Regions from separate parts of the Homo sapiens genome. Here regions 2, 3, 4 and 5 are each linked to region 1. The links are chromatin loops, found by intact Hi-C in ENCODE. Cell type or tissue: heart right ventricle. All regions are shown on one strand. Links, peaks and the distances in the headings refer to the core of each region. The heading gives the core; the rest is flanking DNA.

Region 1 (6,077 bases), core at 942-4,941:
ATGCCAGCCTTGAATGGATCCCTTGGACCTAACCCTGGCAGAGCTCTGCTAAAATCACCGCTCTGGGTTTCTCAGGAGAACCACAGGCCCAATTTAGCTAGCAGGAAGTAAAAATTAACAACTTCGAAGAAACCTCAACCTATTTCTGCTGTTATCTCATTTCCAGAAATTTTCTGTCTTTAAGAATAAATAAAAGAAGTAAACTCTAGCCAAAGAGCTGGTAATGGTTAATGCTACTAAACAAAGAATAAGCAGGCTCTGCACAGTCTGTCAGGATATTCCAGTGATCAGTAGAAAATACAAATCATTTAAAAATTGTTTTTAATAGAAGGGCTTACAAGGGGACTGACTTAATAAACCCATGTGACTTCTGCTTTACAGGATGACTCTGGCTGTGGCTTTTAAAACAGAGTGTAGGGTAGAAGTAGGGAAACCAGCTAGGAGGCTACTGCAATCATCCTGGAGAGAAGTGATCACAGCTCAGATCACAGCAGTGACAGTAGAAGATGTGACAGGTGGGTGGGTACTAGATATGTCTTGAAAAAGGGAGTCAGTAGGACTTCCTGGCTGGCCGGATGTGTGATGTGTGGCATGAGAGAAAAAGAGAGGTCAGAAACACCAGCACAGCTTTGGAGCTGAGCATCTGGAAGGGCAGAGTTGCTCTCAGCTGGGTTAGAGGGAGCCCTCAGAGCACCTCACCCCACCCCTAGGACACTGCTGATGTTCAGAGAATGTGTGCGTGCGGTTGCCTTACATTTTTTTTGTACATGAATATTTCACGTCTTTTTTATTTTAGTTTATTTTATTTTATTTTTTTGACAGAATCTTGCTCTGTTGCCCAGGCTGGAGTGCAGTGGCACGATCTCAGCTAACCGCAACCTCCGCCTCCTGGGTTCAAGCGATTCTCCTGCCTCAGCCTCCTGAGTAGCTGGGATCACAGGTGTGCACCACCACACCCAGCTAATTTTTTTTTTTTTAATAGAGACAGGGTTTCACCATGTTGCCCAGGCTGGTCTCGAACTCCTGACCTCAGGTGATCCACCGCCTCAGCCTCCCAGAGTGCTAGGATTACAGGCGTGAGCCGCATGTCTTCTTTAATGCAGAACTGACATGTATTTTTCAATTTTCTCAGAAGCAAGAGAGAGGAATTCAAAATCCCTAATCATTAATTCCTCCCGTCCCTGCCTTTTTCACTCTGTCCAGAAAAATTAGTTTTCTGAATAATTTTCATGGAACAGAAATAGCTCAAGTCTGACATGTTCTTCAATAAAAATGCAGATATTAGTGACCTTCACACACACAGAGCCTCTCCCGAGTGAACATAGCCCCTCAACGTGCAAGTCTTGCCTGAATGCCTCGATGTCCATTTAAAGCCACCTGGTAAGAGGAGCAGGTATTTCTGTAACTGAGAGGAGTATTGGGAAGAGGCTAGAGACAACATTTTATATTTCTGAGCCCTTGGGATAAGAAAGAGCCCCATTTTCTTGCCTGAAGTCCTCTGAGCAGTTAGAACCACTGGGCCACTGCTGCTCATCTGTAGCCCATCCACTGATGGCTCCTTGCCCAGACACAGAGCCTGACCCAGCCAGTGGACCTGGAGAGGAAAAGGGGATAAGATGAGAAATGGGAGTTGAGGGCCTCCCAGCTCCCCATTACTAATATTAATTTACTTTCTATATGCAACTATGGCTATGGGAATTTAGGACCACATGAAGCAATAAGATCAAATGGAAATCTTGACCTGCTTGTTTGGGTGAATCAATTTTCCTGGAAGGCTCAGGGCACTGTGGGGAAAAAACGCATACGAGGTGAAAACATGGCTGTTGCTAGAGCCCAGGAGACCCTATGAGTTCAGTCAAGGCTGGGAGAGAGTCAGGGGCTCTACCCTGTGACCCCCAGGAGAGTTTGCACCCACCATGTCACAAGGGCACTGCTATATGCTCAGAAGGGAGCTGTGTTACGAATTTTCAAATGATTCACTGCTCTCTAGATCAAGGTTGTTGTTATCAAGCAAAAGCAGTAGGAAGAGTGTGTGAGTAGAGCACTCCGTAGTTAACAGAAGGTGTTCAGATACTTGCTGATTTGATTCTCAAACTACCCTGGACTGTCGGCTTCATCAAGACAGAGAATCATGTCTGTCCCATTCATTGCTATCAACTGTGCTAAGGACGGGGAGTGGCACGTAACAGGCGCTCCGTGCATATTTGTTAAATAAAAATAAAAGAACCCAATAAGATAAGAAATAGGAGTTATTATTCCTATTTTATAATTGAGGCCGAGAGTCCCACAGTTAATAAACGGCAGAGTCAAGACAAGACTGAGCATCTTAATCCCAAGGTCATTGCTAGCTATTTTGTCTTATGAAGCTTCTAGGTCACAAGCTTCAGGATGCAAAGAACTCCAAAGGTAGGAGCATATGGAGGAGCTGTACAGCGCAGAGAAAAGCAGGCAGAGTCCCTGGAGCTTCCCAGAACACAGAAAGATTTACAAAGAAAGCTCAGGACTGAGATGTGGACACCGACATGGCAAGAAGCTTCACTTCCTCCCTGCGTGGCCAGGACACATCCCCAGCGAGCAGGGACTCATTGGGGATATGTGTGGCTCTTTAGCCTCCCCTGCAGGAGAGTTTCAGAATGCACCCTCTCTAAGGGGCTGAAGTGCTCATAGGAAAGCCCAGATCTGATGGATGATCCACTATTGAGGTATTCCTAAACAGTGGGATGCATCACCCCCACTTCTCCAGAGGAAATAACCAAGAGTTTAGTCTTACTACAAATTAGAAAGCTGCTAATGTGCATAGCTCGTTATGAAGTACAACTATAAGACATTGGGTTCTTAAAGCTGAGAGGAACCCTAAATAGTCCATAGCCTGGGTTCCTAGATAAAAGGTCTGCGAAGCTGCTGAAATAATCTGCATATTATGAGTATTCTGGAGGGGATTGTCCATGACTTTCATCAGATCCTCAGAGGCGTCTCAGATTCAAACCCAGCCACAGGAGGGTCTAGAATTACCTCCTCAGCCCCTCAACTAAGCAGATTTGCTCAAAGCCGCAGGGATGGGAAGTCCGTCTTTCCCAAGGCAGCTGAGGTCATTTCCTGTGATCAATTCCTGCTCCCCACAGAGAGTGAGGAATGTACAGATGGTTCCACTAGAACCCGAACAAAACAACTCCCTCCATGTGTCCGGCATATGAGGTCCAAAAATGAGCTGTAGGGTGGGAGTACTGGGACAGCCTTCAAAATGCACCAGCCAGCACGGAAAGGGCTGCTTTTGAAATTTGTGCATTTAAAGACAACTAACGACTAGTTTCATTGCCTCCCCCAAAGTGAAGTTTTTAAGTGACAGATTCTGCTCCTCTGTCTCATAATATTCTTACATAAAGGTTAGGCATGGAGCTGATGGCACCCATCAGCCCCAAATTCGAGTAGACCACCCCCAGAATGAAGTCTAAGTCATGGAGACAAAGCCCCGCGCTTGTGCTGAATGAGATCCTCTAGTGCTCTCTGGTGGCTACGACTTGTTACTGCACCTTTCACAACACATTTGTACGAAGTTTGTATTTCTGATTTTTTTTAAGTATTCCAAAACTGAAATCAGTTTAAAGTCCTCTCTTTGCTTACATATGAGTTGGGGCTCAAGGATTGTATAATCAATATGTCATGTGACTTATCAATGGCAGAGCCAACACTGGGGCTTAGGCCTTTCCTCTTGTTCGGGAGCTGTTTCCCACTCTGAGATTTGAAGGTGGGTGCAAGTGAAACATGGTGGAGAGCAGGAACTGCCAGGCTCAGGGTGGGAGCAAGCAGGTGTGTTAAGGATATCTCCGGGGCACAGAGCAGATTTGAGAGTTGGGGGCGACCCAAGAGCTGCACAGGGGCCAAATCACCAAAGGTCCTTTATGCCAGGATATGGAGCTTAGCGTCTGTTTGTAAGGAGGAGAGCCCCATGAAGGATTTTAAGGAGGAGAGCAATGGGATGGGGTCAAGGCAGCAGTGGGGAGGATGAACTGGGAAGCATTAAAAAGTAGGCCCACAGGCCGGACACTGTGGCTCGTGCCTGTAATCCCAACACTTTGGGAAGCCAAGGACGGTGGATCACTTGAGGCCATGAGTTTGAGACCAGCCTCGGCAACATTATGAAACCCTGTCTCTACTAAAAATACAAAAATGGTGCATGTCTGTAATCCCACCTACCCAGCAGGCTGAGATACGAGAATCTTTTGAACCCGGGAGGCAGAAGTTGCAGTGAGCTGAGATCCCGGCACTGCACTCCAACCTGAACAACAGAGTGAGATCCTGTCCCACACACACACACACACACACACACACACACACACACAGAAAAAGTATGACCCACAGCCTGGGCTAAATAGCAAAGCCTCATCTCTACAAAATATTTAGAAATTAGCCAAGTGTGGTGGTGCACACCTGTAGTCTCAGGTACTTGGGAGGCTGAGTTGGGAGGATCTCTTGAGCTCAGAACATGAAAGCTGCACTGAATCGTGATCATACCACTGCACTCTTGCCTGGGTGACAGAGCAAGACCCTGTCAGGGTGGGTGTGGAGTGGGGGCGGGGAAGTGTGGTCCAGGGAAAGTGTCAGAATCTCCAGGAGAGACAGCTTATAATGCCTGTTCCTACCCACCTCCAGAGACTCCATACAGTCGGTCTGGACTAGAACTCCAGTCACACCTTTAGTAAGCAGAAAGCTCCTTGGGTGTTTCTGACACAAATGATTCCAGAGCCACACTTGAAGAGTCACTGGAGGAGAATGAGAGGAGGAGGCAGTCAAAGACAGAGGCAATTTGCAAGGGATGAAAGGGAAAGAGTGCCTTGAGATTTCAGCTGAAGGGGGGCAGTCCGGGGTGTAGGAAGGAGAAAGGAGAACAGACAATGTGTGAAAAACTAAAGGAAGATTGTCTTAAGAGGGAGACAATCCTTCACAAAAACATACTCAGCAGGAAAGTTAAAGTAGGTGTGAACAAAAAACGGGTTCATACCTACTCTGTGGATTGGATGTGGCCACTCGGAGGGTCCCTAATGGCTCCACCTGGCAGCAGTTTTATTGGAAAAACGAGGGCAGAATCAGACAATAGAGAAGAGGAGCTAATTGGAGAAGAGAAATAAAGAGAACTCAGGAAATATTCCTCTCTCCAGAAGCTTGACTGGGAAAGAAAACGAGAAAGAGGATGAAGGCTGAATGGGAAGGGAAATTTTGTGCCACAGAAAGATTTTGTTTTACAGATGGGAAAGATTTGAATATCAGTCTAAGCTGTGGAAGACGAGCAGGCTGAGAGTCACAAGCAGTGGATACAAGACAGAGCAGGCATCGCTGGAGAGGGGAGGTTCCTGAGGACCAAGGAGGAAGGCCCCTTCCCTCTTGAGGCAGGTGGCTAGAAGCAAGGGGAGAGTGTGAGGGAAAATAGATTTGCAGGTTGATTAAAGGCAAAGGCAATGAAAATAAATGTCCTGAATACAAAAGCTCATTTGGTAAAATTTGAGATACTATTAATCTGGGAGAATTGATGAGTTCATTAAACAACTGAAGATTCAAAAAGATATTTACAATCTAGAGTGAAGAGCTACAAACTGGCTTCTGTAGTGTAAGTGGAAATTCTGCAGTTGATTTTTAAATTAGCTTGTGCAAATACAGGAGGGTGACTTGATGTAATGGCAAATGATAACATAAAAAATTAATTGATGGTATCTCCATTTGACTAAAAAGGCTTAGGAGGCTTTGAAAAGCCAAGAATTTGAGGTTATCAATGTGGGTTCTCAGGGGTTTGCAGAATTCTAGCCTAACAACTATTATACCAATTCTTTCTAAAGATGCAAAGGCAAGGAATAGTGGGTGGTGTGATTGTTGAGGCAACTTAATCTATACTGTTCTTTATAATATTTTAATGTCCTTTATTTGCAAACCTTGCTATTTAAGCTATAATTGGAAACCAGTTCTCTGTGATCTATCTCAAAACTGACTATACCAAAGGATGTGGCTACAAATGAGGCTCATAAACCTCCCTGACAACCTGGGAATTTTTTTTTTTTAAATAGAGTCTCGCTTTGTCACCCAACCTG
Region 2 (6,077 bases), core at 847-4,846, 400 kb before region 1:
TCCCATCCCAGAGCAGAGATAGGAAGCTTCAAAACAGTACACAGAAGCCCAGCCCTACCATGGGAAGGCTGCCCATTACATGAAATATAGCATCCAGGGCCTGCCTCCAAAGAAGAGAAAGCTTCAGCACTCACTAAGAAAGTGGCCTTCTCTCATTCCCTATGACTCATGGGAGAAAAAAAGAAAAAAGATTAACACAAAAAAGTGGCCTTCTAGAAAGACAGATGCCCAGGCAGGAGGACTTTGGAGTCTAGGAAGGAGACCTAGTGGGGTTTACAGCCCCTGGGTACTACATTGCTCCCAAACGTTTGGGGTCTAGCCCCTTATTAAATGAGGCTGACTCATTTAACCCCAGATGACAGCTGCTCAACATATCTAAAAGATGAGTTTCCTGGGTCTTTCTTTCCCTTTAGGACCCCAAGAAGGCAGGTTGGTTATGTAAATACATATGGAGTTGGGATCACAGAATATTGTAACTGGAGAGAGCTTAGTGATAATAATTCTTCCATAGGCAAGGAAACCAGGCCTGAAAAGAAAGGTGACATGCTTAAGGTCACACCAAGAATTCTTATCAAACATCACCTGACTCCCAGTGAGGTTTGTAACGTGGTTCCAGCCCTCAAAGGTTCGTAGTCAAAATCACAAAACAAAACATGGACATATATGGAAGGAAAATTACAAGGAAACACCAAAATATATAAAACTATGGCTAATAAATTATGTTCCTCAATGAAAACATATAGGCACAGGGAGGGAAACATCACACACTGGGGCCTGTCGGGAGCTGGGGGCTAGGGGAGGGATAGCATTAGGAGAAATACCTAATGTAGATGATAGGTTGGTGGGTGCAGCAAACCACCATGGCACATGTATACCCATATAACAAAGCTGCTCATTCTGCATATGTATCCCAGAACTTAAAGTATACTAAAAAACTGATGTTCCTATGGATTCTGCATATCTTGAGAAGGGGCATGTTCAGAATGGCAAATTGTCCATTCACGGCAGTACAAGGTGGACAGCCATGTTGAGCTGGTGGCCCATGGAGAGGCTCTCTCAGGGTTCTCGTGTGTCTCCCATTTGTTCTGTGGAACTTCAGTGCCTCCTTCCATCTGGACAGAGCTGTCCTTTGATGTCACCAGTAGGAGTCACCTCTAGCGGTGTAATTAGTTTGCCAAGGCTGCTGAAACAAAGTACCACCAGCTGAAATGGCTTAAACCATAGAATGTTATTGCCTCATGGTTCTGAAGGCTGGAAGTCCGAGATCAAGGTGTTGGCACTGTTGGTTTCTTTTGAGGGCTGTAAGGAAGAATCTGTTCCAGCCTTCTCTCCTACCTTCTGGTCATTTCCTGGCAATCTGGCACTCTTTGGCTGGTAGAAGCATCACCTCAATCTTTTCATCTTCACATGGTGTTTCTGTGTTTGTGTCTCTGTATCCAAAGTTCTTCCCTTTTTATGAGGTCATCACTTGTGTTAGATTAAGGCCCACTCTAATGATCTCAACTTAACTAATTATATCTGCAACGACCCTATTTCCAAATAAGGTCACATTCTAAGGTACTAGAAGTTAGGACTTCAACGTATGAATTTTGTGGGGACATGATACAATTCAACAGAGGCTGTTCATGGGAAGAAAGATGAAGAAAAATGCTCTCAGAAAAGGCACCACCCTAGCTTCTCGTTTTCACTTTCTTCTCGCTGTCAAAGACTCAGGGAATTGAGATTTGGAGAGCCTTCTCATTGCCAGTAGGCTTTACACTCACGGTCTCAATTACCCTCACGACAACTCACTGAAGTGGGTTTGTCTTCCCTCTTTACAGATGAGGTGAATGGGGAACAAGAAGGTCATGGCACTCAGCTAAGATCAGGCAATACGTCTCTTTTTTCTTCTCTAGCTAGTTTTGTCTTTTATGTCACTGGTGGGTCTCTGTCCAAAAGAGCACGACAGGACAAAATAATTGTGCTCTGTGAACGACACACTTTGATCATGCAGATGGGAGAAAGCTGTAGATCTAGGTAGGTCTTTAAGAAATAGGAATCACCAAGAACTTACATACCAGGCCATCATGGGCTTGACAAAAACCTCAACAAGAACTGGAGACTATTATAGTTAATCATGTCTTGAATTATCATGGAGTATTTGAGCTTACCCCACTGATGGTCTCATCCAGCAGTTCTGTACCATAGGAAGATTTCAGACATTCTGCTTCTTGCTCTCCAGATGATTCTGACTTAGAACCAGTGGTGAGAATTCTGATCGAATCCAACTCTATCATAAAGGAAAGGAAGCCAAGTGACATTAAGCAAAGAAATTCTATAAGGACTAGGACACAGCTCCCCCAAGGCCTATGCCAGTATTAGTTCCTCGGAAATAATACTACCATGATTTCCTATTTCCAGAAACCTCAGTGCTGCCACTAAATGGTTACCTTCTTCATATACATTCATGTATCTGATTACTTCTTTGACAGAACCCTGGCGGGGGGAACCTTATATCAATGAACAGGAATTATAAAGAGGAAGAACTCAGCTTGATAGAATAAAGGATTTCCTGTGTCTAAAGATGGAACGGGCTTTGGGTGAGCATCTGAACTCATCACTGAAGGTGATTTAAGCTTAAGATGTGTGGTGAGTTGGCAGCAATCTTGGCTTGCAGGGAGGGTTGGATTAAATGACTCTAAGGTCCCTTTCAAACTTGAGATTACACAAGATCCTACCCCATTTAGAAACTGATTTTAATCATGGCGAGGGATTCAGAGTAAGTGTTTCCTCCTAGGAGTCTCAGGACAGCAGGGCCATGGAAGTCTGGGGGCCATTTGCGGAGGGTTGTAACCTGTAACCTGTAACCTGTAACCTGAATTGCCCTGCACTCCAGGGACCAAGTTGTGTCTTTCTTTGTTTTTTGTTTGTTTGTGTTTTTTTTTTCCTAACGTACAGAGGCTTACAGTTTCATACATATCATTTTCTAATAGTGAGGCTATAATCTATCTCCCATCATTTCTACCTGGTGCACCCTATTCTTCAGTCACATGGAGAAGCTCACCATTTCCCAAACCTGTGAGGCTTCAGTGTCTTTGCAAACACCAAGACCCCTGCCTAGCAAGTCTCTTTTCTCCATTTACCCTCCCTTCAGTCCCTCTCTTCTTCCAGCCTGTGAATTTCTTCAGCCTGAACAACTGTGAGCGTCTGTACAGGTTTGTTGAGTGACGGAGCAAAGGAGTGAGTGCATGATTAAGGGTTCCTACTGGTCCCTGCTTTCTCTGAGGCTGTTCTACTGGTGCATTCTAGCAAATAGCCACAAGGTGGCAGGGTAGACCAAGCAGTGAAGGCTGTAGGTGCCACTTTTTCTGGCTCCAGGGAAGCAGGAAGGTATAAATGGGGCCAGTGCTATTTTTTGAGTTGGTCTCCTATGGCTTTGTACCTATTCTCTTTCTAAATCCTCTTCGTCATCTCAGCAGAGCCATTTAACAGAACTGACTGAGGGGCTCTGGCCCCCAAATCTTTCTTTCGGAGATCTACTTGAATGTGTGTAAAGTTCCACTCTGAATCATTCCTTTGGGGATCAGGAATTTCCAGCTCTTCTCGAAAAGGTAAGGGGTTATATCTCAATTCTTGGGCAAAAGAGGCCAATTCCTAGTAGAACTGTGGAGAGAGGCAGGGGTTTATGATATGACACTAATCTAGTGTCTAGTATAACAAACTTTACAAATCACAAAAGCCTTTCATCTCCAAGGGTTCACTTAATCCTCACCACAATCTCGCCAGTTAAGGAAGCAAGATATCCCATTTGGCAAGTGACAAAACTGAGGTTCGGAGAGGAGAGCCTAAGAACACCTGGCTAGCGGGTGAGGGCCGAGAACAGACCATTTGCCTTCTGACTTGCTGTCAGACACTCAGCTAGCACAGGCAGTAACTTTGTGTGTCAGTGGTTGAATTAACAAAAAGGTACACCTATCTTTGTGAGGCAGGAGAATAGGGTCTGGAGACAGAGAACCTAAGGCCAATTTGCACTGGTTTCCTAGAACTGAATAAAAAGGAAAACCCCATCTCTCCACACCCAAGTAACAAAAGGATCCGAGGCTACTCCCTTTGCAACTTGCTCCCCCCACCCCTCCTGCTTTTCTGCCTTGCAAATTAAAAATGAAAGTACCTCTGATTGGTCCCCTCCTGCAACCAATCAGACTGATTGTAGGCCTAGTCTTCACTTGCATAGGGTGTAACTTTGTAACTTCATGTTAGCCTCTGATTGGTCACCTTCCATGTCCAATCAGATTGGTTGTGAGCCACTACTTCATTTACATAGGGTGTGAACCAAGTAATCAATGGGAAGCCTCTAGAGGGTATCTAAAGCCCAGAAGATTCTGTAACCAGCGTTCTTGGGGTGCTTGCTCAAGCCCACTGCCAGTCTGTGGAGTATACTTTCGTTTCAATAAATCTATGCTCTCTTTGCTTTATTCTTTCATAGCTTTGTTTGTGCATTTTGTCCAATTCTTTGTTCAAAATGCCAAGAACCTGGACACCTTCCACTGGTAACATTTGTGTACCCTTGAGCACAGCTTTTTCAACTCACAACAGTGTAAGGAGAAAATTTAGGCTTTTAGGGTTGGTATTCTCTTAGGGTCAAAATTGTAAATTCTGGGAGTAGACAGAGAGGAAGCCACTGGGACATGCCATGGCGCCCACCACCTGCATCACAGTGTAGGCCCGTGTCCCTGGACGGCTGGTGCCTAGGCTGTGGGCTGGGTACATCTCAATCTCCTCCCTGCTCCCCTTCAGTGCTGAGGGCCTGAGGAGGTGCCCCTTAAGCACTGGTCTCCTGATTACACTCAATGACTCTGGGTGGTTTTGGGTGGGAGACAGCATCAAATCCCTGCTGTCCTGGGCCCTGCCACAGTGAGACCCAGAGCAAACAGCTTTCGCCTTGATTGAAGACCAGGCTCTGCTGTTGACCAGCTACTGGCCTTGGTCAGGAAACTTACCGTCCCTCAGCCCCAGCTTCTGATTGCAAATGCAAAGACTGTATAGGATAATCTTCAGGACCCCTTTTGGAAACAGTGACAAGGACTTTTCTGGTCAAAGTAACTGAGTGATGGAGGTAGGAGATTGCTCTCACTAGGGGTGTTCTGGGAATATAAACCATTCGTTGAGACCGCAGAGTTCTAATTCCTCGGGTCCAGCCCTTTCTCATCTATTGTTCCCAAGTTTTCCTGCATCCAGGAGACGAACATGCATGGACTCAGGACTTAGAGTTTTCTTATTCATGCCTCCTGATATTTTCACAATTCAAAAGGGGCTAACAAAAAGACACTAGTTATCAGAAATTCTAAGCCATTTTTCAGCTCACAAGGGGCTCAAAGTTCCTCTACATGTAACAATATGGAACTTTGCTGAGACACACTTTGTCTTTTTAAAAATAGTATCTATTGTTCTGAATTTAATTTCAAAGTTAAAATATGTTAAATATACATAAAAACTTGAAAAACAGCTATGACAAAACATAATAAATAACATTTATTAGACATTCACCATATACTAGGAGCATTTAAAAGTTTTTTAAATTTTTAAATAATTATGGACTCACAAAAAGTTACAAAAAATAGTGCAGAGAGGTCCTGTGTACCCTTCTGCAAGTTTCCCTCAATGGTAAGGTCTTACCTAACGATAGCACAATATCCAAGCCAGGAAGTTGACTCAGTGGGTATAATCCACAGACCTTATTCAGACTTACATCGTTTTACATGCACTCGTGTGTATGTGTATGTGCGTATGTGTGTGTGTGTGTTTCTATGCAATTTTGTTGTATGTGTAGATTCACATGGCCACCACCACAACCAAGATATACAGCAGTTCCATCATCTCGAAGACCATTTGTGCTACCCTTTTATCGTCATCCTGTTTCCCTCCCTTCATCTCTAACCTCTGGCAACCGCTGATCTGTTCTCCACCTCTATAATTTTGTCTTTTTGAGAATGTTCTATAAATGGAATATATAAGTAGAAAAATAATATTAAATAACATTTACTGAGCACTCACTATGTGCCAAGAACTGTTTTTGGTTCTGTGCAAGTATAAGCTTA
Region 3 (6,077 bases), core at 1,267-5,266, 360 kb before region 1:
TCCTGACCTCGTGATCCACCTGCCTCGGCCTCCCAAAGTGCCAGGAGACAAGTTATTTTTGATGTTTGTTTTTGTTTTTGTTTCTGGCAGGGTCTTACTCTGTCACCCACGCTGGAGTGCAGTGGTGCAATCATGGGTCACTGCAGCCTCTATCTCCCTGGCTCAAGTGATCCTTCCACCTCAGCCTCCCAAGTAGCTAGGACTTACAGGTGCATGCCAACATGCCCAACTAAATTTTAAAACTTATTTTTTGTGTGTATGGAGACGGAGACTCACTGTGTTTGCCAGGCTGGTCTCAAACTCTTGAGCTCAGATGATCCTCTCACTTTGGCCACACAAAGTGTTGGGATTATAGGCGTGAGTCACAGCTCCTGGTCAGAAGGCACAGTTTTTGTTGTTGAGGAAAGTCTTTTTACAACAAAGCCTTTTGCAAGGAACCAGACTCGCAAACATGCTATTGACAGACAATAAGATAATTGCTGTAATAAGCAAGCAAACAACAACAAACCACAAGGAGCTTGTCTCGTTTCAGAATTATTTAGTTGTGGGAACCTATGTTGTAGGTTCTGGGACGATGGTGTATGTTTTTTGCATCAATCTCCTCTGAAGTTGTAAAAAGTGTGCAGAAAGGTCCAGCCTTTTTTTTTTTTTTTTTTTTTTGAGATGGAGTTTTGCTCTTGTCACCCAGGCTGAAGTGCAGTGGCACGATCTCGGCTCACTGCGAGCTCCACCTCCGGGGTTCAAGCAATTCTCCTGCCTCAGCCTCCTGAGTAGCTCGGATTATAGGCATGGGCCACCACGCCCAGCTAATTTTTTGTATGTTTAGTAGAGATGGGGTTTCGCCATGTGGGGCAGGCTTGTCTTGAGCTCCTGACTTCAGGTGATCCGCCCACCTCGGCCTCCCAAAGTGCTGGGATTACAGGCGTAAGCCACAGCACCTGGCCCGGCCTCTTAAAGAAGAAAATGAGGATTAGGGTCTGAAGGAACAGCTCTAGACAGACATGGAATCTAAGGACTAGAGGAGATTGGGAAGTTTTCTCCTGTGCTCATTGCTCATTGTGGGAATCTTTTCTGACTAGAGTTTATCTTGCCTCTCCCTGGTTCTAAGAACACAGTTTTTCTGCTGAACTAGTTCTCTTGTTAAGAACCCAAGGCTGACATCTGTTTCCCTGTGACTCCTGCTTTCAAATGCGGCTATGCCAATAGTTTATTATTATTATTTTCCTCTAAGGCATGGCATTGGTTCACCAATTTATCAGAAAGTTTTTATGGCAAGGAACTGCAGAGCTGAGGTAAACAGGAGAGAGCAGTGATTTCCCTTAAGCAAGCAAAGCAGTTGGTGATATAAACAGGTCAAAAGCTGAGTTGAGGCAAAATATACCTGAGAAAGGTAGGCTTGATCTTACCTTACCTTTAATGCAGTGGGAAGGGAGAAAAACCCCTGAAACTCTCCATATTTATGTTGTTAGCATTCAGAGAAAGCATCCACCTGCCACATATTTACTGTGCAGCTTTGGGCAAATCATTTCACTCTTCTGGGCTTTTATCTTCACACCTAACCCACCATCCCTACTGACATGCTACACCTGCTTTCCAGCCTTAAAAACTGATGTGCATAACATCTGAGGAAACTTTGGGAGAAAAAATTCCAACGTGTCCACAGTTGGGGTTTAGCTGACCGAAGCATGTCTTCCAGAAGGGAGGGTGGTGAAGTGGGGTCTTGCAATAGGAGCAACATCACAAGAGCAGACTCTAGAGTTTCTTAGTCTAATCTAATATTTAAGAAGAAGGTGTTTGGTAGAATGGGCCCGACTCTATGTAAAAGCTTGGGGTTTGGAAAGGAGCAGTGGTCCCGGGTATGGTGTGGAACAGACTCAAATCCAGCTCTGTCTGATCCCCTTGGAGCTTGGGGAAATGATAGGTGTGGCTATATGTGTTTCCTGTGGCTGCTGTAATAAATTGCCACAAACGAGTAGCTTAAAACAAGGCAAATGTATTCTCTTGCAGTTCTGGGGGACAGAAATCTGAAATCGAGGTGTCAGCAAGGCCACACTCTTTCCAATCTTACCCTATAGGGTAGAATTATTCCTTGTGTCTTCTTGCTCCTGGTGGCTCCAGGCATTCCTTGGCTTGTGGTTGTGTCCCTTCACTCTGTGTCTGACTTCACGTGGCCTTCGTCTCTGTGTCTGTGTCTTCTCTTCTGTCTCTTGTAAGTATCCTTATCTTTGGATTTAGGATCTACCTGGATAATCCAGGATGCTCTTATCTGAAGATCCTCAACTTACTTATATCTGCACAGATCCTTTTGTTTTCTTCCTAAATAAAGTTGCATTCACAGGTTCCTGGAGTTAAAATGTGGACATGTCTTTTGTGGGCCACCATTCAGCCCACTGCTCTTGGTAAACACCACTGTCTTAACAACCAGGGACCTAAGCAGCTCTGCGGTGAGACCCTCTAAAAAGATGGAAGGCAGAGGAGAGAAATAAGAGAAGAGGGGAGTTCCAGCATCCCAGGGCAGCAAGGACTGTTGTCATGTGACTCTTTAGGAATGAGTAGCCATGGAGAGAATGGCAGCCTAGAAGGTCCAAGTGCCAGCCGAGTGCATGCAGGTGGGTCATGGCTCAAGGCAGTGCATTCCAAACTCATGTTGGTGACTCAGGAGTGGATCACACACTTAATGACCAAGTTACAACCTGCATTAAACAGAAAAATAAACAAAATAGAAAATAATTGGAATAGCATAGTTTATTGTAAGAAATAAAGGTAAATATTGTTTTGAGAAATGTATGTGTGGGCATGCATGAGTGCACTGGGTCATGATGTAAAATGTCTTTCCCACATAAGTTCCCATCAAAAAGTTTGAAAGCCACCGGTGTATGAGACTCCACCCTGGCACTTTACAGCAGCATGAAGAGGGCTGTGGATCAGGGAATCGTCCTCAGTTCTGGGCATAACATTGGGATTGACCTGGGACCAAGGGAGCTCTGGCCAGGCACAGAAGCAATATCCTGGACAGCCACAAGAGGGAGCGCTCAACTCATGCAAAACCTCCTTTGGAGCTCTCCCCGCCTCATGGCCAGAAGGTGACCTTGCAAAGAAAGTGAGATATGGGTGAAAAAAAAAAAAGGGATTAGGCCAGTAAACAGTGAGATCAGTTAAAAATGTGACATCGATTGTAAGTACAGGTTTGTGAGGCTGGGAAGCTTTCGGATTACATGCAAAAGGAGGGTTTGTATTAAATCTGCAGTTTTCGAACATTGTTTCCCCTCGAAACCCTTTGTTTCTGTGAGATTTTATGCAGAATCCTAATCAATGAAATAATATCCCTGTGACAGGTGTCCTCCCCATGTTGACAGTCTCCAAGGACTGTGTGCAGAGAACTCTAGACCTAATTAGAGGAGCTATAATGAATACACTGGATTAGAAGGTATCTGTAGTCCCTGTTAGTGCTGATTCTTTGATTTTATGACTCAGAACAAAAATCTATAAAAGCTACCAAATCTTGACTTCTTTTTGAAGCCAAGTCTCTGAATGCCCAGCCCAGACACTGGCACAAAGTGTTTAATAATTGAATGTTTGAAGGAAGAGTTTATTTTGCATGCTTCTCTGCAACTGCAGCACCAATAACATAGTGCATAGTGAGCACCCTTTTTAATAGTGAACACTCTTAGAAAGTTGGTGGAGTAAATAAAAGAATGAATGAAATCCTGCCCTAAAATTTTAGATGGCGCCTTCTATCAGTCAAGCCAGCAGAGGGCAGGAGAACTCAGCTTAACAACAGCATTCTCTCTGGTGGGCGGAAGCATCCCAGAAGCATGCGATAAAGGACAGGTCTGGTTGTTTTGTAAGATTAGGAAATGCACAGCCAGAAGGATAAAGACACAAAGCATGAAGGTCCAACCTGGGGATCTCCAAATCTCTGCACACGAACCCCCAGAGCTTTCTCTGTAGATTAATACCCTTATCAGGGAATGGGATTTGGCTGACTGCCGGATACATAGAGAACAGGACAAGAATTGCCAATCTTGCAAGAGTATTTCAACCACTTGGTCAGAGAGATTCAAGGAACCTCACAGTGTACTTGTGTCAAGGAGAGAAGATAGAATTAAAAATCAGAGGTTCGGCTGGGCGCTGTGGCTCACAGCAATTTGGGAGACCGAGGCGTGTGGATCACAAGGTCAAGAGATTGAGACCATCCTGGTGAATGTGGTGAAATCCCGTCTCTACTAAAAATACAAAAATTAGCTGGGCGTGATGGCGCTCCCCTGTAGTCCCAGCTACTTGGGAGGCTGAGGCAGGAGAATCGCTTGAACCCTGGAGGCAGAGGTTGCAGTGAGCCAAGATTACACCACTGCACTCCAGCCTGGGTGACAGAGCAAGACTCCATCTCAAAAACAAAAACAAAAACAAAACAAAAACAAAAACAAACAAACAAAAAACAGAGGTTCTGACTCTGAAACTAGTTATGTGGCCTCGAGAGGGCCCTTTTCCTTCTCTTGGCTTTGGTTTTTCCATATGTAAACTGAGGGGTGGGACTAGATCATTTTTTAGTTTCTGGTCAGTAGGTGGATCCATTTCTGGCTTCAGTCCTGCCCCTGCCCTCAACTCTAGGGGTAATAACAGGAAAGTCAATGAAGCAGGTGCTTTAACCTCAACAAGGCAAAGCCAACCTCATCGCCCTTGCTGTTCTCAAGAAGGAAAAGGGGAGTAGTGGTTGAGTAAGAAGAGACAAATAGGAGCCAGAAAAAAAAAAAAAAGAAAAATGAGACAGAGGATTGACAGGGACAAGAGGAAAGCAAAAAAAAAGGAAGAAAATAGAGACAAATATAAGAGAAAGATGACAGGGAGAGGGAAGAAGGAACAGAGCTGAGTGAGATAAGAGAGGAATGACAGTGGACAGTGGTTTATGACCTAATAGTTTTCTAGGACGGTAAAAATCCAGTTTCAGACTAGAATTAAGCTTTTAAAAGATACAGATATCTGAGCCCAGCCCAGACCTGTGAATCAGAATCACTTCAGTTGGGATCCAAGCATCTGTGGTTTATAAATGTTTCTCAGGCAATCCTGGGGTGAAGCCAAGGTTAGGAACCACCTGTCTAGAGTAATACTCATAAATTTGAGTGTGAGAAAATTGGAACTGTTGCAGAGATACTTTCATTCCATGGGTGATTTTTGTGTTTATGTGGCTTCTATCATACTTTTTCAAAATAGAGGTTTCTGGATCATCTTAAAAGGAAACTTTGCCATGTATTTTCCACTGTTCCAGGGGAAGGGGCCATTGATTTCTGGCCTCATTTCCCAGACCCTGCACTGACCAAGATAGCACCACCCCTGTTGACTGCCCTGGGAAGGCTCATTGGAAAACCTCAGTTTTAATGCCTGGTTTTAGGAAGGAAAATAGGTCAAGTAAAGTGGGAGATATTCTCTGGGTGGCATAGTGGGGTGGAACACTGTTCGATTTTATTTAATTGGGAAGCCCTGAGCAGAAATCAGAGCAACAAGTGAGAAGCTTCTGGAGAGTCCAAAGGACCCACAAAGAGAAAGGGAAGCTGAGAGAATTAGGAACAAAACTTCCTTACATACCTTACCTTTCCTCTGAGAAAGGAAACGCTGGAGCGAAAATGAGGGCTCAGACATCAGCCCAGCTGCACACTAGCTTTGTAACTTAGGCCTCCATTTCCTTGCTTGATTGGGGTCATTATGTTATTAACACACTTAAGCAGTTGTGAAATAGTACACAGAAGTGAGTTAGCACTGTTGTTCACTTCTATGGCACCAGGAACATGTGCCTATTTCAGTGGTAAATAGATCTTTCCTCCCTTGGCCTTCCAATCAATATGAAAACTCTTACACTTTCAGTGACTATGTTAGCATACTCACATGACAAATTCAGTTAGTTCTTAATATATAGAAACATTTACACTGAGCTTTTATTCTTTCTGAAGCTCAGAGATGACTAAGGGATCAGTAGATATGTGTTCCTGAAAGTATCAGCTACCTAGGGTTGGGGGTTATGGGTGTTTGTGTGTGTCAAGTAATACAGACCTCAGTTAGCTGCCTTTCATTAGGCTTGTCCT
Region 4 (6,077 bases), core at 698-4,697, 300 kb before region 1:
AATGAGGAGAAGCCAAGGATTTACTTTAAGCAGAGGAATGACATGATTCAGTTTGAACTTCAGCAGATTACTTTGGCAGCTGTGTGGGGAACAAATGGGGAATACATTGGGAAAGACAGAGGGAGAGAGTAGGTTGAGGTAGTGATAGTTCTGCTTGTTGTCTACACCAGACTGTTGGGAGATGCTGTGAGATGATGGGAAATCACTCGATAAATAGTATCCCTCTGCAGAAAAGACACATGTGCCATTACTTTCATTACACTTCACGACTTTGAGCGGAGTCAGGGAGTCACAGTTAAAAAGGAAAGGGACTGAAAAGGTGGTTGGTGGAAGAGTTAGAGGGGAGGAAGGGAGGGAGGCAGGAAGAGGACAGAGGAGTACTTGGTGTCAAATGGTGTTTAAAATATTCTTCTTGCATCACACTAGCTCTTAATTGGTACCAACCACTGAGGGGCTGATTGATCCCAGCAAGAGTCCAGCAAAACAGATAATTTCTTACAAGCATCTGAAATTCATGAACTCTGTGGGGTCCCACACACCAACGCTTTGTTGTTGCTAAAGTCTGAGACTTCCTTGAAGGGATAAGTATCCAGGGGTGGCAGGGTTTTTTATTTTTTCTTTTCAAAATGCAGAATATGTTTATGTAGTTAATGCCTGTGGTCTTGCTGAGCAGATGAAAAGACAATACAGCAAAGAGCTGGGCTACCAAGCTACTTATTAACGTAATGGACTCATTAAAGAGCTGTTATGGCTAGAAGGATGTGTGCCGTAAATCTAATTTTGCATTAAGGCCTTGATATATAAAAGACTTGCTTACCACACACTCAGGGTTTGGGTCAAAGGAAGTTACCCTCTAATGTTGCCTGTCATTTACAACTAGAACATGGGTTCTCTTCAGATTTCTTGGGCATTTATTTGCACAGTGGGAAGGCAGACTACACTTATTGAGAACCTAACTATGTGCCAGGTAGTTTGTCTTTGATTATTTTCCCTTAGAAGCCCTATCAGGATAAATACTTCTCTTTCTCAGATTTGAAAACGAACCAAAAAAGACTACATCATCTGTCCGAGGTCCCACTAGTAAATGCTTTGGAGAGTTATCTGGGCACCAAGACTACAGAGCTTTTGAGTTAAGGCATGGTTTTGGCTGCTCATTGAATTACTTTTACTGACATTGGCATAGTACAGACAAAGCATTTTATTTATTGGAAGTGTGTAGATATCGATCACAACAGTATGCTCTTTATGACGACTTTCAGGTCTCAATACTGGGATATACTTGCTGTTTCTGGAAGCCAGTTTGTGTTTGTCTCCTAGAGAAAACTTGATATATCAGAAAGTTGTGGAACTAATGCGCAAGGCCTTGGCACCCTGTTAGATTAAATAGGACATTAGGAAATTCTTTGCGGATGCTAACCCTACCCTGGGTTTCCCCTTATTTTGTTATTGAATGTTTTTCTAATCTATTTACTGTAACAACAACAATGATGACATACACAACAACAAAAACCTTCTCCTTATTCTTACGGTGTTGAACAGGCTGCCTCATTTTTCTCTTGGTGTGTTTAATCTTCAACTCACACATGCACACACACACACACATGCCTCTTTCTGTGCTGCTTTTTTTACACTATGCCCTGGGACAGATTGTGTGTATGTGCATTTGTGGTACAAGTGTCCTTATTAATTCCAGGTAGATCCATGGTGAAGGCTAACACATCCTGTTGAAGTTAGTTAGTGACTTTATGACAAATATCCGCCTGCTGTTAAAAATGTGATATCATGCAACACAATCTTTAGATGTTTGTTCTCGGTGACGTGAAAGCGAGTACTGATTTTTTTCTCCTTTGTAAACCATTTGGTTGTCATGTAGACTCAAGCCTTTTAAAGAGAATAACAGAAACACCCTGTTAATTTGTCATGGAAACGGATGAATCTGGACCTCACAGTCCATTAGGGAGACAGACATGTATGCAGATAAATTATGATCAACGTGATGCAATAAGGATACGATTCTAGTTATAGAGGACTACCTTATAGTTTACATCACTTTCTCGTATCTATTAGTTTATTTGATCCTCACAATGTGGTGGCCATGCCAAGAATGAAAATCCTGTTTCACAGATGGGGAAATGGAGGAACAGAGAATTACATGTCCTGTTTGGCCTGAGTCATAGTTGAGAATTAAACCAGTGCACTTTCTCTCTTACATAGTGCTCATTGCTTGCCGAGTCAGAAAGAGATTCTTTTATGCTTGACTCTAGGAAAGCAAGCAAGACACTAAAAACTTGATAAAAGAACAAACAACAGAACAAGTTGGTTTAATAACAGATTTATTTCCCGTGTCAAGTGTTCTGCCATTTTCACAATACTCATCAATTTCCCAGAGCATCTGAGCAGAAAGATCATCCATTCTGGCTTCTGTGAAATAGATTTGCATCTTGATTCTTTCTAGACCTTTCTCACAAAGAGTAGGCCCCATTTATGGTGGTTCCTCATTACTCGGATGGATGATGTGTTCAGCTGTAAGGACACTGTTATTATAAATAGCAAAATGGCAATTAATACTCTCCTCAACTCTTACGAGTTAGAAGCCTCCCAGGAACATCCATTTCAGGAACTTTCATTTCAAAGGAAATGCCGTCAATAGGAAATAGTTATTTAATTTCCAAGCAGGCTGAGAGCTTTTCTATTTAAAAGCTTCTACACAAATATAAGTGGATTATTATATTAATCATTTTTAATAAGGCAGTTGAGGCAAGAAACTGCCACAGAATAAAAACAAACCAGAAAACCCACCCCACATCAAGAAAAGCACGTTTTAGGCAAATCTTAACAAATGAGACCTTGAGTTTTGCTGCCCCCTGCCTGTGGCAGATGTATTTGCTAGGAAGCCCTGTGCCCTTATTTGGCCACCCCCATGTCTTGTAGTGCAGTAGAGAGAAGAACCATGAGCCTGGTATGGCAGAAATTTTGTGAAGTTTGGAGCCAGACTCTGAGACAGACTCTGATTATCAGAGAGTAATCCTTTGTGAAGATAATGTTACTAACATCATTGGACCAGAGAAAAAGATGCCTCTTTCTAGACAATCCATTTTCTCTCCATCAGAGTAGTTGCTGTGAGAAAAAAGGTTGTAAAGCTTTTGAAAGCAGCTAGCTACCTTGGAAGGTTTTATTCACTAAGCAAAAGGCAAACTCCATTTTGAAGTTGTCAGCATGGGCCAATAATGATATTTAGATAAACTCTACTACTGGTGAATTAAAAATTGGTGTAATAGATTTATTGATTTCCAGAGAGTTTCAACTGAGGCAGCTTCAATTTTTATCATTGGATTTCTTCACAAACTCTGTGCTGTCATCCCAGGTAAAGTGATCCCAGCTTAATCGACAATTGTCTTCTTATAGACATTTTATGTAGGAGATGCTGCTTATCACTCACAGCCACACTGCAAGGAGGACATAAATCTCTAGTAATGCATGTGGACCTTTTCACATACTTGAAGGGGGTAGATGCTCACACACATCCCAGCCCACTTCCTTTAGAACGCAACCACACACTGAAGAAAGAGCTATTTGAAGTGTAGAACTGCCCACTATGGGCTATTCACGAAACTTGCAGTGAGCCAAACTTCTCTTTTGCAATAATTTAATCAAATGCATGCAATGGTTTGTCTTTAGAGGACTTCAAAATGATGTCAGATGAACACTTAGGGATGCTGGCTAGAGGGTTCAACTCTAAGGTTTCCTCCAACCCTGAGGTTTTATTATAACATTATCCTATGCTTTCTAGCTCTAGCTCTGCTCTTGATTTTGGTAATCTGAGTAAATAAATTGGAAAGTCCTTTCTGACTTGAGAATTTTACAGCTCTTCTGTTCTTTGAGATCAGTGGAAAGCATTATCTTGCCGATAAATTCCTTGGAGACATGTCACACTCACCTTGGCACAATTGATCATTTCTTTCTTAATAGAAAGTCAACATTTTCTTCATGAGAAGAGTTATTGGTATAATATATTTTCTGAAATCTCCAGGACTCAAGAAATAAAAGATTCTTTTTCATATCCTTTCAGTATAAGGAAGGATTTCTTAATTATCAATATAAACCCAGGCCAGAAAATGGGGAATATGGAGATAATAAACAAAATTCACCCCAATTCCATCATCATAACCCAGCTATTAAGGCTTGTCCACCTTGTCCATGACATATCCATAGTGTCTTGAACAGTGCCTTGCCCATAATAGGGCCTTAGTGCTATTTGGTAAAGGAATTAGTGAATGAATTATAATTTTGATATATTTTCTTTTAACCCTTTCCCTCATGCATATTTTTCATAGCTATATTCATAACATTTATGATGGCTTTTGTACCTTGCTTTTTCTTTGTTTTATGTGCCATTATAGAAAACATGCTCACTGGGGCCATATAGTCCTCTTAATCATCGTCTCTAATGGCTAAGTAATATAGCGAGCACTTTCTAACGTAGCTGCCTAAAGATTCAGTGTGTTGCTTACAGAACTAGTGTTTTCCTTAACCCTAGCAGTGTTCACGCATAGGCTGGATACTCATGTATCAAGTATGAGTTGAACTAGATGCATGGCTTTAAGACCACTTTCCAGTCTAAGACTTACAAACTTTGAGGACCAGTCATTTTGCAAAAACTAACAGGCTTTCACAAAACATCACTATCAGGAATACAAGCATTTCCAAGAACCACCCCTTCCCACTCACACATCATATTCCTTGATACCCACTACTAAGTTTGTAATGTAAATTTGAAAAACTATGGAGCGTTACTTCCTTAGAAATAGCCACTAGTTCAGAATTTCTTTTGGATTAACAAGTAATAAGGAAATTCCTATGTGTCAAGTACATTTTGAGATGACTAAACCTCAATCTCTGATCTCAGAGTATTCAGTTAGCAGTTATTAACGCTGTATTAGACATTGAGCATACAAGGATGAGAAAATACCTCTGTCCTGTGGAACTCAGAATTGACAATGAGAGGAAGGAGTTGAGGACTGAGAATAAGAAAATAACCAAGAGAAAATAAGGTAAATGCTACAGAAGAGTCATGTGGAAGGGGCTGCCTTGACTCCCAAGAGAGCTAAGTTAATTCTGCATAATGGAGTAATATCTGAGGTCAGAAAGCCAAGACATGTAGACTAACAACATTTAACAAGGAAGAAAGAGCTAAATGTCTCAAGAGAGGATGGAGGAAAGTGGGAGGTTTTTGTTTTTTGTCTGTTTGTTTGTTTGTTTTTCCGAGAGGTGTCCAAGAGGGATCCAATGCCACGGGATATCCAATTACACTTCGACAAGGTTTATGACTGGATGTGAGGATGGTAAAAGGGTTCCATTATGATAGAATAAATCCAGTAAATAGTGTCTGTGTTTAGATCCCCAGGACACAGTGTTTGCCTTTGTTTAATGGTTTAACTTTTTACTTGTTTTCCCTTTCTTTTTTTTTTTTTTTTTTTTTTTGCCTTTTCGTAGCCAGAGGAAGAATTTGCAGCAGCCAGCACACCAGCGGCTCTGGTGTTGGCTTGGGAATGCATAAGTGAAACTGGTCCACCTTCAGCTATGCTCTCCTTCCTTTGGAGCCAGACCAGCCAACCTGGAATCAGCACTGAAATTATGCCCAGAGCCTCCTCCCTGCTGCTGCATGCCAGGCAGCCCCTGTCTTGCCTGGCCTAATGTACCTCTCTGGGAGACAGTGTGCACTGGCATTTCTGCCCAATGGGACATTACCTGCCTGGGCCTCCGGTAAAGAGCAAATCACTGTTAGAAAATTTGAAATGGTTGCAGAACTCAGGAGCAGATGGCCTTCTCTCTCCACTGGGAGGGAAGAGACGAACCCCAGAGGAGAAAGAGAAGTTTTCTCTTTCAGAATGGCAGAAAAATGTATCTTCATAGAAGCAGCCATAGATGACCATGGCAGGCAGTGCTCTTGGAGAAGGTCCATGGTAACTGCCTGTGATATAGAAGTGGACAAGGGAGGCCACAGCAGAAAGTGGCCCATACATACCCTGGTTCATGCCAGGCCAGAGCCCTGAGGGTGCTAACAGGGACCCTGAGCT
Region 5 (6,077 bases), core at 1-4,000, 99 kb after region 1:
GAAAACAGCAAGTTTAGACACCCCCATGGTGACAATCCAGCTGTGCACCATGAGAACTGTACACCAAATTGGCCAGAATGAGCCAGGCTCTTGAGAACCACAGTCCTTGCAGTAATGAACTTGGCAGTTACACTTAGAAGTTCATATTCCTATCAGTTCAAGGAAAAAAAAAAAAAACACTTAACTAAAAGTAAGGAGCCATAGTTTCAAGTCTTGGCTCCCACTAACTTGCTGGGTCATCTGAAGCAAGTTATTTTGCCTCTCTAGACCATAAGATACTATTTCCAACTGCAGAGTTATGGGGCAACACGAGCTGCCATCAAAGAGTTGCTTGGCTCTGATATCACCGGGGCCTATGACTGACACAGCTAGTTTCTAAATTCTTCCACATATATTATTTTGACATATTTTAAAATTTGGGATTTGCAACAACCATTCATCCCTTCATTCACTAACTCCCGGGGGTCTATTTGGTGTTTCCTTGGTACCAGACACTGTACTAGCTACTAGCTGTGCTGGGGTAAAAGGATAGATCTGGTCCCTGGCCCCCTTGGGCTCATGGTCAAGTGGAATGGACAGAAAGTAGTTATGGATGTGATAAAGGTGGAGAGAGAGAAATGCAGGATGCTCCAGAACATATGAAAGAGAATCTGATCTTGTCTCAGGGGTTCAGGAGGCATTCCCAAAGGAAGTGATGCTGAAATGATACCTGAACGATGAATCAGGTGCTCAGCAGTTGCTGAGGATCTGTCCTCAGGACCACCCTGCCCTGGCTTCCTCTCCCCTTATCCAGGGAAGGCCATGACCCAAGAGGGATCTGAATGGCCTCTGGTTTCCTCCCAGCAAGGGCAACAGGAGTTGTCCATTTAGAGAATATGGCCCATTCAGTTCTTGATTTGACTGAAAGAGAATCATATGTTTCCTCTTTTTATTCCAGACATCTACTCCAACAGTTACCCCCACACTGGATCAAGGGCAATAATAGTCACAATGCCTTATTTTTATGTATCGATTTTGCTGCATTGCAAAAAATATATATATTTTCTGGGTATCTACTAAGCTCCAAGCAATGTAAGATAGAAATGCATAAAATACAGATCCAGCATCGAGACAGATGCTCATACTGTAGAGAGGGAGGACAACATAACAAAGTGCTTGCTGCAAAGCCAGCAGTGATAACTCCACAGTAGCTAATATTTATACAGTGTGTGTAGTTTACAAAGCACTTGTTCCTGCCTCTCCTCTTTGTACAATGATTAGTATATCAAATACTGCAACCTCCATTTTTCAGATGAGGAAAAAGGGTCTCAGAGTCTGAAAAACAATGAGTAAGCCACATGTTCTAGGTCCTACAGTAGGGGTGAGACAAAAGAAAACCAAACTTCATTTTTGTATACATTGTCCTATTGACTAATACATCTCCTAGGCAAGTATTATTACCTCTATCTTACTGAAGAGAGATCTGAGGCCCAGAGAGGGCATGTGACTTGCCCAAGTTCACACAGCCAAGGTCTTCACAGCCAAGACTGCCCTAGAACACGGGCCTCCTGATTCTCCATTCAACTGTTCCTTCACCTGTAGCATGGGGCAGTCTCTTAGATCAAGTCTAAGGTAGACACAGGTCCGTCCAGGTATGGAGTGGAGAGGAGCCGTCTTCAGGGGTGTCAGAATAGCAGAGGCTTCTCAGCCGGGGATGAGGACCAATAACAGCTTTGTGTTCTAGATTGAAATCCCGATTGTTGACCACAGCACCTGCCAGAAGGCTTATGCCCCGCTGAAGAAGAAAGTGACCAGGGACATGATCTGTGCTGGGGAGAAGGAAGGTGGGTTAAGAGGCTGGCATACAACAGGGGCGCTGCCAGCCAGGGAGTGGTGCAGAGCCAGCAAGGGAGCACAGAGGCCTCCCAACCTGGTGGGCTGGCAGTGTGGGGGCGCGGGGGACTGGAGGAAGGCCGTGGGAGGAGGGATTCCACAGGAGAAGATGCATCGGAGAAAAGATATTTACAGGATGCTCATCATTCCCTTCCCAAGTTCAGTGTTTCCCTTAAGAAAGAGGCCTTGGCCGGGCACGGTGGTTCATGCCTGTAATCCCAGCACTTTGGGAGGCCGAGGCGGGTGGATCACCTGAGGTCGGGAGTTCGAGACCAGTCTTGCTAACATGGCGAAATCCCATCTTTACTAAAAATACAAAAATTAGCCGGGCATGGTGGCAGGTGCCTGTAGTCCCAGCTACTCGGGAGGCTGAGGAGGGAGAATCACTTGAACCCAGGAGGTAGAGGTTGCTGTGAGCCGAGATCGTGCCACTGCACTCTAGCCTGGGTGTGACAGAGCGAGACTCCATCTCAAAAAAAAAAAAAAAAAGAAAGAAAAAAGAAAAAGAAAAGAAAAGAAAGAAAGAGGTCTGAATCAGGGCTTTTTAGAATCATTTGAGCTCTGATGCGGCCTGACCTAGAACTGCCCAGAGCTGAGGTTTGGGTCCAACGGTCTGCTATGCCCTCTAGTGCCCAATTCTCTGAACTACAACCCATACATGGGAGAAGGAGACTTGGGCTGGGAAGGGGCATTTTATCTTCATCTATGTCTCTTTTTCACCTAGGGGGAAAGGACGCCTGTGCGGGTGACTCTGGAGGCCCCATGGTGACCCTGAATAGAGAAAGAGGCCAGTGGTACCTGGTGGGCACTGTGTCCTGGGGTGATGACTGTGGGAAGAAGGACCGCTACGGAGTATACTCTTACATCCACCACAACAAGGACTGGATCCAGAGGGTCACCGGAGTGAGGAACTGAATTTGGCTCCTCAGCCCCAGCACCACCAGCTGTGGGCAGTCAGTAGCAGAGGACGATCCTCCGATGAAAGCAGCCATTTCTCCTTTCCTTCCTCCCATCCCCCCTCCTTCGGCCTATCCATTACTGGGCAATAGAGCAGGTATCTTCACCCCCTTTTCACTCTCTTTAAAGAGATGGAGCAAGAGAGTGGTCAGAACACAGGCCGAATCCAGGCTCTATCACTTACTAGTTTGCAGTGCTGGGCAGGTGACTTCATCTCTTCGAACTTCAGTTTCTTCATAAGATGGAAATGCTATACCTTACCTACCTCGTAAAAGTCTGATGAGGAAAAGATTAACTAATAGATGCATAGCACTTAACAGAGTGCATAGCATACACTGTTTTCAATAAATGCACCTTAGCAGAAGGTCGATGTGTCTACCAGGCAGACGAAGCTCTCTTACAAACCCCTGCCTGGGTCTTAGCATTGATCAGTGACACACCTCTCCCCTCAACCTTGACCATCTCCATCTGCCCTTAAATGCTGTATGCTTTTTTGCCACCGTGCAACTTGCCCAACATCAATCTTCACCCTCATCCCTAAAAAAGTAAAACAGACAAGGTTCTGAGTCCTGTGGTATGTCCCCTAGCAAATGTAACTAGGAACATGCACTAGATGACAGATTGCGGGAGGGCCTGAGAGAAGCAGGGACAGGAGGGAGCCTGGGGATTGTGGTTTGGGAAGGCAGACACCTGGTTCTAGAACTAGCTCTGCCCTTAGCCCCCTGTATGACCCTATGCAAGTCCTCCTCCCTCATCTCAAAGGGTCCTCAAAGCTCTGACGATCTAAGATACAATGAAGCCATTTTCCCCCTGATAAGATGAGGTAAAGCCAATGTAACCAAAAGGCAAAAATTACAATCGGTTCAAAGGAACTTTGATGCAGACAAAATGCTGCTGCTGCTGCTCCTGAAATACCCACCCCTTTCCACTACGGGTGGGTTCCCAAGGACATGGGACAGGCAAAGTGTGAGCCAAAGGATCCTTCCTTATTCCTAAGCAGAGCATCTGCTCTGGGCCCTGGCCTCCTTCCCTTCTTGGGAAACTGGGCTGCATGAGGTGGGCCCTGGTAGTTTGTACCCCAGGCCCCTATACTCTTCCTTCCTATGTCCACAGCTGACCCCAAGCAGCCGTTCCCCGACTCCTCACCCCTGAGCCTCACCCTGAACTCCCTCATCTTGCAAGGCCATAAGTGTTTTCCAAGCAAAATGCCTCTCCCATCCTCTCTCAGGAAGCTTCTAGAGACTTTATGCCCTCCAGAGCTCCAAGATATAAGCCCTCCAAGGGATCAGAAGCTCCAAGTTCCTGTCTTCTGTTTTATAGAAATTGATCTTCCCTGGGGGACTTTAACTCTTGACCTGTATGCAGCTGTTGGAGTAATTCCAGGTCTCTTGAAAAAAAAGAGGAAGATAATGGAGAATGAGAACATATATATATATATATTAAGCCCCAGGCTGAATACTCAGGGACAGCAATTCACAGCCTGCCTCTGGTTCTATAAACAAGTCATTCTACCTCTTTGTGCCCTGCTGTTTATTCTGTAAGGGGAAGGTGGCAATGGGACCCAGCTCCATCAGACACTTGTCAAGCTAGCAGAAACTCCATTTTCAATGCCAAAGAAGAACTGTAATGCTGTTTTGGAATCATCCCAAGGCATCCCAAGACACCATATCTTCCCATTTCAAGCACTGCCTGGGCACACCCCAACATCCCAGGCTGTGGTGGCTCCTGTGGGAACTACCTAGATGAAGAGAGTATCATTTATACCTTCTAGGAGCTCCTATTGGGAGACATGAAACATATGTAATTGACTACCATGTAATAGAACAAACCCTGCCAAGTGCTGCTTTGGAAAGTCATGGAGGTAAAAGAAAGACCATTCTGGTATGAAGGTTTTGGGGGAGGAGATATCAATCAAGAAGGCTTCCCAGAAGAGGTGACTGGACCAGAGCCTTGTCCACAGGTAAGACGGAGGAGGCCTTCCACATGGAGGGAGAACAATAGTAAATGTCCACTCAAGATGTCCTTTATTATACCAGCTCCTCCCACAAAAACACATGTCCAGTGGACTCTTTTTCTGGGATCAGAACCAACACCAAAAAGAGCTTTTCTCCTTAAAGTTAGAATTCTAAACAGGACTTGAAATGGCCTCAAGGTTTGTGCACAAATACTGACTTCTGGCTGGACCCAGCTTATTCTGTTTATTTCTCCAATTGCAATTTCATCCTTATCCTGAGAAAATGTCTAAATAGGCCATGGAACCCAGGCTTCCCCGTGACCTACAAGCACTTATTAGCTGTGCCAGCTCCTGCACTGCTGCTAAGGTCCAAGAAACCCAGATCTCTCACAGAGCCATAGAAGCAGAGGGCTGGAGTATCTGTGAGGACAACAACCTTGTCTAACTTCGCGACCTCATTCTTGAGCATTTCTACTGATGAGAAACTCACTACCCCCAATTGCAGCTCATTCAACTTTAAAATTGCTGCTTTTTGAATCACTGATTGTGAATATTAATTTAAAAAAATAAGTAAGAAAATGTTTTAAATGTGCTGCCTCTTTAAAAGGTCTCCTCTTTGTGCAACCAAAACCCACCTCTCTAGAATACAGTTTGTATAACTGAAGCTATAATTTCATACCATGAGTGCTGCTGTTAGCAATAATAATCATGCCCGGATTTTATTAACAACAGAAGCTGTTGCTCGTATGAAAAAACAAACATTAGTTCTAATAAACATCTGCATTGAGTCAAAGCTCCCTGTTTGTTTGTATGTCTTTTATGCACTGATGATTATAGTGAGTTGCTTTCATTTACCAACATTTTGTTGTATTCGTGTAGGATCACTGTACCATGAAGGGAGAGAGACTATGATGGGAAGATTGTTGTAGATACAAAAGCATGTCTTAGGTTTTTGGGTCAGTTCTGTTTAAATACCTGTCCTATTATTCCTGTAAATTATCAAAATATCCCAGAATGTCAATGTTTCTGCATCCACATTACAATTATTAAATGCCACTCATTTATTAAATTTACTATTATCAGTGGCATTTAATAAATTTGAATCATATGTTCAGTGTTTGGTTTAGAAAATATGGTGCCATGTCTATGAGTGGCCTGTTCTGGATTGGAGTACATGCCTTCTTTCTGCCTTGAGTTAATCTTACTCAATGGAGAACAAGAATCAAAGAAACACCACCACCAAGAAGCCCTTCAAGCTAGAGTTGGGCAAGAGTCAGGGAGGGGAATGTAGACC

What was found. A loop is a pair of places that touch in the nucleus more often than their neighbours do. Peaks named below come from ENCODE experiments on the same cell type or tissue, not always from the same donor. Only the 100,000 strongest peaks of a DNase experiment are listed, where the experiment ranks them.
Region 2: a loop joins it to region 1, with 8 times the contacts of the local background. A loop is called at or near these places in 65 of 110 quality-filtered maps.
Region 3: it touches region 1 in a loop (6-fold over the local background); 108 of 110 quality-filtered maps call a loop at or near these places.
Region 4: a loop joins it to region 1, with 4 times the contacts of the local background. A loop is called at or near these places in 26 of 110 quality-filtered maps.
Region 5: a loop joins it to region 1, with 4 times the contacts of the local background. A loop is called at or near these places in 73 of 110 quality-filtered maps.

What each region holds. Positions count from the first base shown.
Region 1 is chr3:187,316,427-187,322,503 of GRCh38, reverse strand. No RefSeq gene overlaps it. Among named protein-coding and RNA genes, the nearest start is that of MASP1, 28 kb to the right of the region's middle. In heart right ventricle, for the core only: CTCF peaks have their summits at 2,613 and 3,510 (motif pointing left); DNase peaks (open chromatin) are centred at 2,593, 3,157 and 3,483; H3K4me3 peaks cover 1,054 bases; H3K27ac peaks cover 652 bases.
Region 2 is chr3:187,711,814-187,717,890 of GRCh38, reverse strand. It overlaps LOC100131635 (hCG1645011-like), which reads right to left. Exons shown (of 3, transcript NR_034062.1): 2 at 2,151-2,269. It also overlaps a transcript of RTP2 not described here. Among named protein-coding and RNA genes, the nearest start is that of RTP2, 12 kb to the right of the region's middle. In heart right ventricle, for the core only: CTCF peaks have their summits at 3,093 and 3,300 (motif pointing right); a DNase peak (open chromatin) is centred at 3,290.
Region 3 is chr3:187,676,752-187,682,828 of GRCh38, reverse strand. No RefSeq gene overlaps it. Among named protein-coding and RNA genes, the nearest start is that of SST, 9.4 kb to the right of the region's middle. In heart right ventricle, for the core only: CTCF peaks have their summits at 3,011 (motif pointing right) and 3,748 (motif pointing right); DNase peaks (open chromatin) are centred at 3,018 and 3,770; H3K27me3 peaks cover 390 bases.
Region 4 is chr3:187,613,292-187,619,368 of GRCh38, reverse strand. No RefSeq gene overlaps it. Among named protein-coding and RNA genes, the nearest start is that of SST, 54 kb to the left of the region's middle. In heart right ventricle, for the core only: CTCF peaks have their summits at 2,665 and 2,865; no DNase peak of the experiment used is centred there.
Region 5 is chr3:187,216,781-187,222,857 of GRCh38, reverse strand. It overlaps a transcript of MASP1 not described here. Among named protein-coding and RNA genes, the nearest start is that of RTP1, 22 kb to the right of the region's middle. In heart right ventricle, for the core only: a CTCF peak has its summit at 2,498 (motif pointing left); a DNase peak (open chromatin) is centred at 2,507.